2 separate regions of the Homo sapiens genome follow, and region 1 is linked to region 2. The links are chromatin contacts, found by Hi-C or POLR2A ChIA-PET in ENCODE. All regions are on one chromosome and are shown on one strand. Each heading gives the region's core, a stretch centred on a gene start or an enhancer-like site at or near the end of the contact. The rest is flanking DNA. Distances are from core to core; before and after follow the strand shown. Region 1 overlaps RYR1 (ryanodine receptor 1). Region 2 overlaps SIPA1L3 (signal induced proliferation associated 1 like 3).

What was found. A loop is a pair of places that touch in the nucleus more often than their neighbours do. ChIA-PET counts read pairs that join two places held with the same protein, here RNA polymerase II (POLR2A). Pooled maps may share reads with other maps.
Region 1: a loop to region 2 is called in a map with no recorded cell type, with 6 times the contacts of the local background. The contact joins two enhancer-like sites. A Hi-C loop is called at or near these places in 9 of 37 single-sample maps with no recorded cell type and 5 of 50 pooled maps. POLR2A ChIA-PET finds 5 or more read pairs at or near these places in 1 of 52 experiments (activated B cell).

Annotation. Positions count from the first base shown.
Region 1 is chr19:38,554,605-38,559,597 of GRCh38, forward strand. The region is part of intron 89 of RYR1 (ryanodine receptor 1); the gene reads left to right. Among named protein-coding and RNA genes, the nearest start is that of MAP4K1-AS1, 39 kb to the right of the region's middle. RefSeq lists an enhancer at 2,688-2,877. Within about 2 kb of position 2,892, at least 3 of the 41 ENCODE cell types and tissues checked have a DNase peak (open chromatin) inside an H3K27ac peak, as active enhancers do.
Region 2 is chr19:38,031,045-38,036,350 of GRCh38, forward strand. The region is part of intron 2 of SIPA1L3 (signal induced proliferation associated 1 like 3); the gene reads left to right. Among named protein-coding and RNA genes, the nearest start is that of SIPA1L3, 130 kb to the left of the region's middle. Within about 2 kb of position 1,992, at least 6 of the 41 ENCODE cell types and tissues checked have a DNase peak (open chromatin) inside an H3K27ac peak, as active enhancers do.

The DNA of each region.
Region 1 (4,993 bases), core at 1,642-4,141, 520 kb after region 2:
TTGAAATCACATTTTATTTATTTATTTATTTAAATGTTTAATTATATTAACAGAGATGAGGTCTCCCTATGTTGCCCAGGCTGGTCTTGAACTCCTGGGTTTAAGGGATCCTCCTGCCTCAGCCTCCCAAAGCGCTGGGATTACAGGAATGAGTCACCTCACCCAACAGAAACCACATTTTAGGTTACTGATTTATTCCTGGTCAGTAAACAGTCTTGAGGTTATCTTCATTGTTTTCCTATCTGCAAATTTTATTTGTCTCTTAATTAAAACACTTCCTTTTTAAAGTGTCTTTACTGAAATAGAATGTACATACCATAAAATCCACCCATTTAAAATGTACAGTTCAGTGGTTTATAGTGTGTTCACAGAATTATGAAGCCATCCCTGCAATCTAATTTTAGAACATTTTAATCATCCTTTGAAAACGAACCCCATACCCATTAGCAGTCATTTCCCACTTCCCCCACCCCAGCCCCCGGTAACCACTGATCTTTCTGCCTCTATAGATTTGCCTATTCTGAACACTGCATATAAATGGTATCATAAAATATATATGGTCTTGGCCAGACACGGTGGGTCACGCCTGTAATCCCAGTACTTTGGGAGGTCCAAGAGAGTGGACTGTTTGAGTCCAGGTGTTTGAGAAGAGCCTGGGCAACATGGCGAAACCCTGTCTCCACTAAAAATACAAAAAATTAGCCGAGTGTGGTGGCACATGCCTGTAGTCCTAGCTACTTGCGAGGCTGAGGTGGGAGGACCGAGAAGTTGAGGTCGCAGTGAGTCCTGAACACACCACTGCACTCCACTCCAGCCTGAGCAACAGAGTGAGACCCTGCCTCAAAAAAAAAAAAAAAAAAATGCATGTGTGTGTGCGCACGTGTGTGTGTATGTGTGTGTGGCCTTAAAAGACGTTCCTTTTATTTAACAAACCACAATGTCATCACTCCTAACCCAAAATAAAACAGTACAAATAAAAAAGTCACAGTCCTTTAAATCATCAAATATCTAGTGAGTGTGCAAATTTCCAAATCTCATAACTTTCATGTAACTATCAGGATTTTTTGTAGCTTCTTTAAATCAGAATCCAAACAAGGGCCACCCATTGCAATTGGCTGATACTTTTTAAAATCATCTTTCATCTCTTGCTTCCCCTCTATTATCTTTTCTTTTTCCTTGCAATTTATCTCCTGGAGATCCAGTCCTGCAGATCTTTACTGTCCAACAGAAATACAATATGAGCAATATGTATATTTTTAAATTTTCTTCTTTTTTTTGAGACAGGGTCTCACTCTGTTGTCCAGGCTGGAGTGCAGTGGGGCAATCTCAGCTCACTGTAACCTCCACCTGTCAGGTTCAAGTGATTCTCCTGCCTCAGCCTCCTGAGTAGCTGGGATTACAGGCATGCGCCACCACACCTGGCTAATTTTTGTATTTTTAGTAGAGACAAGGTTTCGCCATGTTGGCCAGGGTAGTCTCAAACTCCTGGCCTAAAGTGATCTGCCCTCCTCACCCTCCGAAAGTGCTGGGATTACAGGCGTGAGTCACCATAATTTTAAATTTTCTAATAGCCATGTTTTTTAAAAAGTAAAAAGAGGACCGGCATGGTGGCTCGTGCCTGTAATCCCAGCACTTTGGGAGGCCAAGGCGGGAGGATCACTTGAGGCCAGGAGTTTGAGCCAGCCTGCGTAACACAGCAAAACCCTATCTCTATAAAAACTTTAAAAAATAACCAGGTGTAGTAGTGCATATCTGTAGTCCCAGTTACTGGGGAGGCTGAGGCAGGAGGATCTCTTGAACCTTGGAGGTTAATGCTGCAGTGAGCCATGTTCATGGCACTGTACTTCAACCTGGGCAACTGAGCAAGACTCTGTTAAAAAAAAAAAAAAGTAAAATGAAACACTACACATAATCTAGTACACTCAGGATATTATTTCAACATGGAATCAATCCTGTTTATTTATTTATAGAGATGGGGTCTTGCCATGTTGCCCAGGCTGGTCTCAAACTCCTGTGCTCAAGCAATCCACCCTCCTCAGCCACCCAAGGTGCTGGGATTACAGGCAAGAGCCACTGTGCCTGGCCATAATCAATCTAAAAAATGATTAGCTCGACATTTTTCATTCTTTTTTCACACTAAGTCTATCAGTGGATAGTGCTGTCCTAGTTGTAGAGCTTCCCATAGTCTGGACCTGACCAATGCGTCCTTGTGGTGTCATTTCATGTGTTCCTGTGTCCCCTGGGTTTCCTCCAAAGTGGGACTCAGCCAAAGTTCGAGCAGATTCAGATTTGGGTGTAAGGAGTTTTTTAGCCAGAACCTTCCTATGTGGGGCTACTGTATACCTCCACCAGGAGGCACCTCCTTTCCAGATGCCAGCAGCTGTTTCTGCTCAACACTCAGACATATTCATTCATTAGAGATTGCAAAATGGCGATAGTCTCATTTCTTTTTTTTTTTTTTTTTTTTGTGACAGAGTCTCATTCTGTCACCCAGGCTGGAGTGCAGTGGCATGCTCTCGGCTCACTGCAACCTCCGCCTCCCAGGTTCAAGCGATTCTCCTGCCTCAGCCTCCCAAAGTGCTGGGATTATAGGCATGAGCCACGGCGCCCAGCCTCTTAGTTTTCATGATGCTTCCTTCACTTGACAAATGAGTATGAGTACCTACTGTGTGTCAGGCACTGCCCTGGTCCTGAAGGTACAGCAGTGAACAAAACAGAGAGCCCACTGTGGGGGCTGATAGTCCAGTGGGAAGGGGCAGATGCAAATAACGAAATACACGAAGTAATTGCAGGTTATAATCTGTGGTCTGAAGGGTGTGGGAGTGAGCAGGGTGTGGTAAGCCCTGTAAACCGGCTGGTGGCGGAAGGCCTTCTGCAGGAGGGGACAGCGAAGCTGAGAGTTGAAAGATACCATATGACTCAGCGAGGCTGTGGTGTCCCAGGCAAAGGGGACAGTAAATGGAAAGGCTGAAAAATGGGAACAAGAGGGACAGAGAGCAGCCTGGGCAACATGGCGAAACCAAACCCTGTCCCTACAAAAAATACAAAAATTAGCTAGGCATGGTGGCCTATGCCTGAAGTCCCAGCTACTTGGGAGGCTGAGGCAAGAGAATCACTTGAACCCAGGAGGGGGAGGTTGCTGTGAGCCAAGATCGCGTCATTGCACTCCAGCCTGGGTGACAAGAGCGAAATTCTGTCTCAAAAAAAAGAAATAAAAATACAAAAATTAGCTAGGCATGGTGGTGCATGCCTGTATTCCCAGCTACTCGGGAGGCTGAGGCAGGAGAATCGCTTGAACCCGGGAGGCGGAGGTTGCAGTGAGCCGAGATTGCACCACTGCACTCCAGCATGGGCAACAGAGTGAGACTCTCTCAAAAATAAAATAAAATAATACAATAAAATATAAAATAAAATAAAATACTAGCCAGGCACGATGACTCATGCCTGTAATCTCGATACTTTGGGAGGCTGAGGTGGGAGGATCGCTTGAGCCCAGGAGTTCAAGACCAGCCTAGAAAACATAATGAGACCTTGTCTCTACAAAAAAACTGTTTAAAAAATTAGCTGGGTATGGTGGTGCATGCCTGTGGTCCCAACTTGGAAGGCTAAGACGGGAGGATCACTTGAGCCCAGGAGGTCGAGGCTATGGCAAGCCATGATCACTCCATTACACTCCAGCCTAGGTAGTAGAGACAGACTTTGTCTCAAAAAATTAATAATAAAGTAAAACAACTAAAAGACTATAAGTAGACTGTAACACAAAGAAAGGATAAATGCCAGAGGGAATGGATAACGCATTAACCCTGATGTGAGTACGTATTGCATGCCTATATCAAAATAGTTCATCTACCCCATAAATAAATACAACTACTATGTACCCACAAAAATGAAAAATAAAAAGGCCTGGCTCATGCCTGTAATCCTAACACTTTGGGAGGCCAAGGCGGGCAGATCACTTGAGATCAGGAGTTCAAGACCAGCCTGGCCAACATGGCGAAACCCCATCTCTACTAAAAATACAAAAATTAGCTTGGCGTGGTAGCACATGCCTGTAATCTCAGCTACTCAGAAGACTGAGGCAGGAGAATCGCTTGAACCCTGGAGGCAGAGGTTTCAGTGAGCCAAGATCACGCCACTGCACTCCAGCCTGGGTGACAGAGCAAGACTCTGTCTCAAAAAATAAAAATAATTTTTTAAAAAAATAGTCCAGGTGTGGTGGCTCACACCTGTAATCCTAGCACTTTGGGAGGCCCAGGCAGGCAGATCACCTGAGGTCAGGAGTTCAAGGCCAGCCTGGCCAACATGGCGAAACCCTGTCTCTACTAAAAATACAGAATTAGCCAGTGTGGTGGCACACGCCTGTAGTCCCAGCTACTCAGGAGGCTGAGACAGGAGAATCACTTGAACCCAGGAGGCGGAGGCTGCAGTGAGCCAAGATCGTGCCACTGCACTCTAGCCTGGGCAAGACAGAGCAAGACTCCGTCTCAATAAGTAAGTAAGTAAATAAATAAATAAAGGGATGGGCAATGAATGATGACACAGAGAGATCAGCAAATCACAAGAGCAAAGTCTAGGAGTGAATGGAGGTGATAGTGTCCCAGGCGCCTGTGGAGAGGTGGGCTTCTTTTTTTTTTTTTTTTTTTTTTTGAGACAGGGTCTCGCTCTTATTGCCCAGGCTAGGTGCAATGGCACAATCTTGGCTCACTGCAACATCCGCCTCCCAGGTTCAAGCCATTCTCCTGCTTCAGCCTCTCAAGTAGCTGGGATTACAGGCACGCACCATCATGCCTAACTAATTTTTGTATTTTTAGTAGAGACGGGGTTTCACCATGTTGTCCAGGCTGGTCTCGAACTCCTGACCTCAGGTGATCCACCCGCCTCGGCCTCCCAAAGTCCTGGGATTACAGGCATGAGCCACCACACCTGGCCAGAGGTGGATTTTTGAGACAGACAGTGTCACACTGCTCATGATAGAGGGGTAGGCAAGCAGACG
Region 2 (5,306 bases), core at 742-3,241:
CTGGGTACCTGAAGCTTGTGTGTGGGACAGTTGCTAGGGGCCAGATTTCTGTCAAAGGATGCTTCCTGGCACAATTCTTGATTACTTTTATTTTGAAGTGATTTTAGAGTTATAAAAAAGTTGTGAAAATGGTTACAAAGTTCACATGTCTACCCTACATCCAGCTTCCCCCATGTTACCATCTTATACAACCTTAACACAGTGATCAAAACAGGAAATTCACACAACCCAGTACGATTAACTCAATGACAGACATTAATCACATTTCACCAGTTTTTCTGCGGATGTCCTTTTTTCTTCCAAGAGTCTATTCTTGATCCCACATTGCATTTGGTTTTCTTGTCTCCTTAACCTCCTCCGATCTGGAACAATTCCTCCGTCTTTCCTAGCCTTTCATGACCCAGACACTTTGGAAGAGGACTGCTCTGCTATTTTGTTGGGTGTTTCAACTTGGGTTTTTCTGATGTTTTCTCATGACCTGATTGAGGTTATTCATTATTTGGAACAGTGCCACACAGGCAGCATGCCCTTCTCAGTGCGTCATTGTGGGGGTCTGTGACATCAATGCATCATATTTCCGGTAATGTTCACCTAGATCACTTGGTTAAGTTGCTGTGTGCCAGATTTCTCCACAGTAAAGTTACACTTTTCCCTTTGTAATTAATGGCTATCTTGGGGCACTCCAGGCCAGGAGTTTGAAACCAGCTTGTGCAATGAAGTGAGACCCTAGCTCTAAAAAAATAAAATAGAAACAAATTAGCCAGGTGTGGTGGTGCACACCTGTAGTCCCAGCTACTCAGGAGGTTGAGGCAGGAGGATCGCTTGAGCCCAGGATGCGGAGATTGCAGTGAGCTGAGATCGTGCCACTGCACTCCAGTGTGGGTGACAGAGCAAGAGCCTGTCTCTTTAAAACAAAACAAAAATGCTACCTTTGGGGAGAAACTTTGAGGCTATGCTAATATCCCACATCCCGCTTTTCCTCAAACTTCCACCCACTAATTTTACCATCCATTGGTGGCCGGGTCTTGTCTACAGCAGTTACTGCTGTGCTGTTTCCCTGATGGCAGTTTTTGTGTGCCTCTCATTCCATCTACATTTATTAATTGGAACTCTTCTGTAAGGAAGACCTGTCCCTTCCCCCTTATTTCTTTATTTAGTTACTAATTTATATCCTATGGGCTCATAGATACTTGTTTTAATCTAGCACATTCCTTTTTCATGTGATAAAAGCTCCCAAGTTCCAAGTAAATTCCTAGCATTGCCTCTCACACAGCAGGAAGAACGGCACTTTTCCTACGTGGTAACCAGGGCCTTAGGGAACTTGGAAAGAACATGAACAGGTTTCGTTTGTTCATTCATTTATTTTCCTTCACTCAGCAAATATGCATTTGAGCACCTACTATCTGCTTCTAGGCACTAGGGATTCAGGAATGAAAAAACAAACTCCTTACCTTAAGGGAACGGACATCCTACTGGAGAATAAAACAGTAAACAGATAAAAAGTGAATATAGGGCTGGGCATGGTGGCTCACACCTGTAATCCCAACACCTTTGGGAGGCCAAGGTGGGCGGGTCACTTGCGGTCAGGAGTTCAAGACCAGCCTGGCCAACATGGTGGCCGTCTCTACTAAACCCCGTCTCTACTAAAAATACAAAAAAATTAGCCAACCGTGGTGGCACACACCTGTAATCCTAGCTACTTGAGAGGCTGAGGTGGGAGGATCGCTTGAACCCAGAGGCAGAGGTGGCAGTGAGCTGAGGTTGCGCCACTGCACTCCAGCCTGGGCAACAGAGCGAGACTCGGTCTCAAAAAAAAAAAAGAAGTGAATATAGGATAAGTTGGATGTATATAGTGTACATAGGATGTATATAGGAGTATATAGTGATGAATAAAGCAGGGAAGGGGACTGGCCTCACAGGGCAATTTTCGGACAAGGTGGCCAAGGAAGGCCTCTCTGAGGAGGCCCTGAATAGAGGAGGGAGTGAGGCGGTCCCCAGCCTAATTCATCCACAGCCATCCGGGAGATCACAGTCAAATCATCTCCCTTCTGAACACAGTTTCTGTGAAAAGGAAATGTGTTCCCTCTCCAAGGGGCAGCCCTGCTCAGCTGGAGCCAGTCTTATCCCTGAGTATTGCCAGATCTGATGTTCCCCGCAATAGAAAAGGAAAGTGAAAAATTTTTTGCCAGTCCATTGAACCCAAATTATGCAACGTCAGATAATGAATGACTGTGACTATGTTTTGTTTTCATTGTGTTTATTTTTTAAGTTTGCTTTTCTTTGTAGCAAAAGATAGCAATTTTTCATTTTTAGTGGTGATATGGATTCTTTTTAAATATATAAAGCTTGAACATCACTTGAGGGCTGGGTGCAGTGGCTCACTCTATAATCCCAGCTCTTTGGGAGGTCAAGGCAGGAGAATCACTTGAGGCCAAGAGTTTAAGACCAGCCTGGGCAGCAGAGTGAGACTCCATCTCTACAAAAAATGTTTTAAATAGCCAGGCTTGGTGGCATGCACCTGTAGTCCCAGGAACTCGGACGGCTATGGCAGGAGGATCACTTGCGCCCAGGAGGTCGAGGCCATGCTACTGTACTCCAGCCCCGGGCAATAGAGCGAGAGAGATACGTATGTGTGTGTGTGTGTGTGTGTGTGTGCGTGTATGTAAATAATTGTACAGATGGGGAGTAGATACAGCTGAAAAGGAAGGGTGGAACACAGCGACTGGGCTTGGTAAGCACTGTATGGCTCAGCCACCCACTGTTTTTCCTCTGGGTCAGGGGTTCTCAGCAGCGGGCCTGAGCTGAAATTGGCAAACAATTACCATGGGTGTGCGCCTTGAGCCATTTGCATCATGGTATGTGCATTCGGCCAGGAATGTCTTCAAGTTTCAGGAACAGAAACCCCCGCTCACTGCAGCTTGATTGAATGAGGGCTTATTTCTCGCTCACAACAGCACACCTGGAGGTGCTTGGCTGCCAGTGTTAGTTTGGTGGCTGGGCAGTGTCAGGGCAGAGCCGCTTTGATTCTCTTGATCTTTCCCCTCATGGACACATCGCTCCTGCTGCCATGTCGCATAGCCTCCCCTAGCTCCAAGGAAGGTGGCAAATGTTATTTAACTTTTCAGCCTTTCCTGAGGAGGAAGCCAGAGAAAAAATGAATTGAGAGTATCTGTTGGGGTGGCCAGCCAGCACTGCCTGGTTTCATGGGGAAGGAAAAGCAGTAATAATGAACATTAATGGGTGCTGACTCTGTGCCAAGCCCTGCCGTAAGCGCCTCACGTGCATGATCTCATTCAGTTCTTGTAACTACCCTAAGACGTCACTGCTGTGATATCCCCATGGTAATGATGAGGAAACTGAGGCACGAGTGGTGAAGCTGCCTGCCAGGTAGAGGAGCTGGGACAGGGAGGCATGCAGCCTGGGTCCAGGGCCCCTGTTCTTAGCCACTACACTTTGTTGCCTCATAAGAGGTCCGGGGGTGCGGGGGGTGGGGTACAGGGGACCAGGCTGCTCACTGTCTGGCCTGGGTTTAAATTCTTCCAGCAAGGGCAGAGCCCAGCAGTGTGTTTTGCTTTGGGGAAGTTGTGATCATTAAAAAACTGTCTTGTGAATCACATCCGCCCCTGTGTAACTAACTACCTCCCACTGGTTCAGGTCTAGTCCTCGGGAGAGCACCAGCTGCACGTCTTATTCCTGGCAGCCCTGCAGGGACTTACAAGTGGCTGAGGGAACCCCTCTTGGCCTCCCTTTTTCCAAACTATACCTGTGCTTTTAGTTATTCTTCCCAGGATGAGCCTTCTAGCCTTTTCTTTCTCTGGAGGTCTGCTGGTTGATTGCGCACACATTTGATATGCGCCTCCCCTGCCCGTCCCTGTAGAGTAGTGGGGATGCAGTGGTGACTGGACCAGCCTCATGGCTGGGTGGCTCTGCCCTCATGCGGCTCCCCATCCGGTGAGGGAAGCAGACCTTCAGACCCCAGAGTGGTCAGGTCTGTGATCGGGGAAGCCCAGGGGAGTGGGAACCCAGTGGAGGTGCCTAACCCAGCCTAGGGGTCAAAGAGGGCTCCTGGAAGCAGCTTTTGGGCTTTGGAGGTGGAATAGAGATTCATCAAGGAGCCGTTTCTACCATCTTCTCCACCTGCCTTTCTTCAGTGAAACTCTCACGACAGCTCTCCTTTCTGAACTTCTGTTTCCCTCCTCAGTAAAATGAAAGATTCAGACTTGGGTCTCCATCCATCCTTCCAACCAACCATCATTGATTGGGCACCTCCCATGTTCCTGCTCCTCTTGCTGGGCACGAGGCTTACCCTGGTATACAGTATGTTGGGAAGTTCTGCAGGTAAACAACCCAGAGTGATAAGAGTTCTAATAGGGGAAGCCACGGGGCTGTGGGAACCCCAAGAAGGCACCTAACGGTGACTTGGAGTTTGGGGACAGGCTTCTCCAGGGAGATGAAAGCAAAAATGGGTTGACACGGTGGCCAAGAGCACAGCTTTCCGGAATCCAGCTGACCTGGGGTCTAGTCATAGCTGAGCCCGTGACTAGCCCTAAATGGGCAGCTTAACTGTGGGTGCTTCCATTTTCTCCCAAGGTGGTTGTAAGGATTAAGATGGGATTATGAATTTCAAGTACCTAGGACAGTACCTGGCACGAGAAGTCGCATAATAGATGATAATGAGATGATGATGATGAGATGATGGTGGTGGCGGTGGTGGAGGTGGTGATGATGATAATGAGGAGGAGGAGGATGGTGGCAGCTTGCATTCATTAGCCCTTACTGCATGTTGGAGGTTAGGTGGCTTAGTAACAGCCTATAAGATAATAAGCGTGAGCTGCTGCTGTTGTGATTATTCATTCACCAGACATGTGAGGGGTCGCCCTGCACCCAGCCCTGAGCTGGCACAGGCCTAGGTGTAGCAGGACTGTGTTCTGGGAGCAGAGTTCATACAGCGAAAGCCTGGGCCAGGAATTTCATGGGCCAAGTTGGGAGTTTCTTTGGTGTGTGTTGGAGACCCATGGCTCCTGGCCTCCTGGTCCCCTTTCTTGTTCATTCCTGAGACTTTTCAGCACTGGCCTCAAGAGTGTAGGCTGCCCTTGACCTCTGTGGCCAGAACGCATGGATGCTCTGCTCAGCCCATCAGCCAAGCCCCAAATTAGACCTGACAGTGTGATTTATTCTCTGGGATGGAGCCGGGAGGGCACAGCCCCAGTGGGTGATTCGGAGGGAAGGTTGTCAGCCCGAATTAGCCCAGACCTTTCATGCAGCCTTGCTGGTTCAGCTTCCTCTGGCTAAGAGGGTTTTCCAGG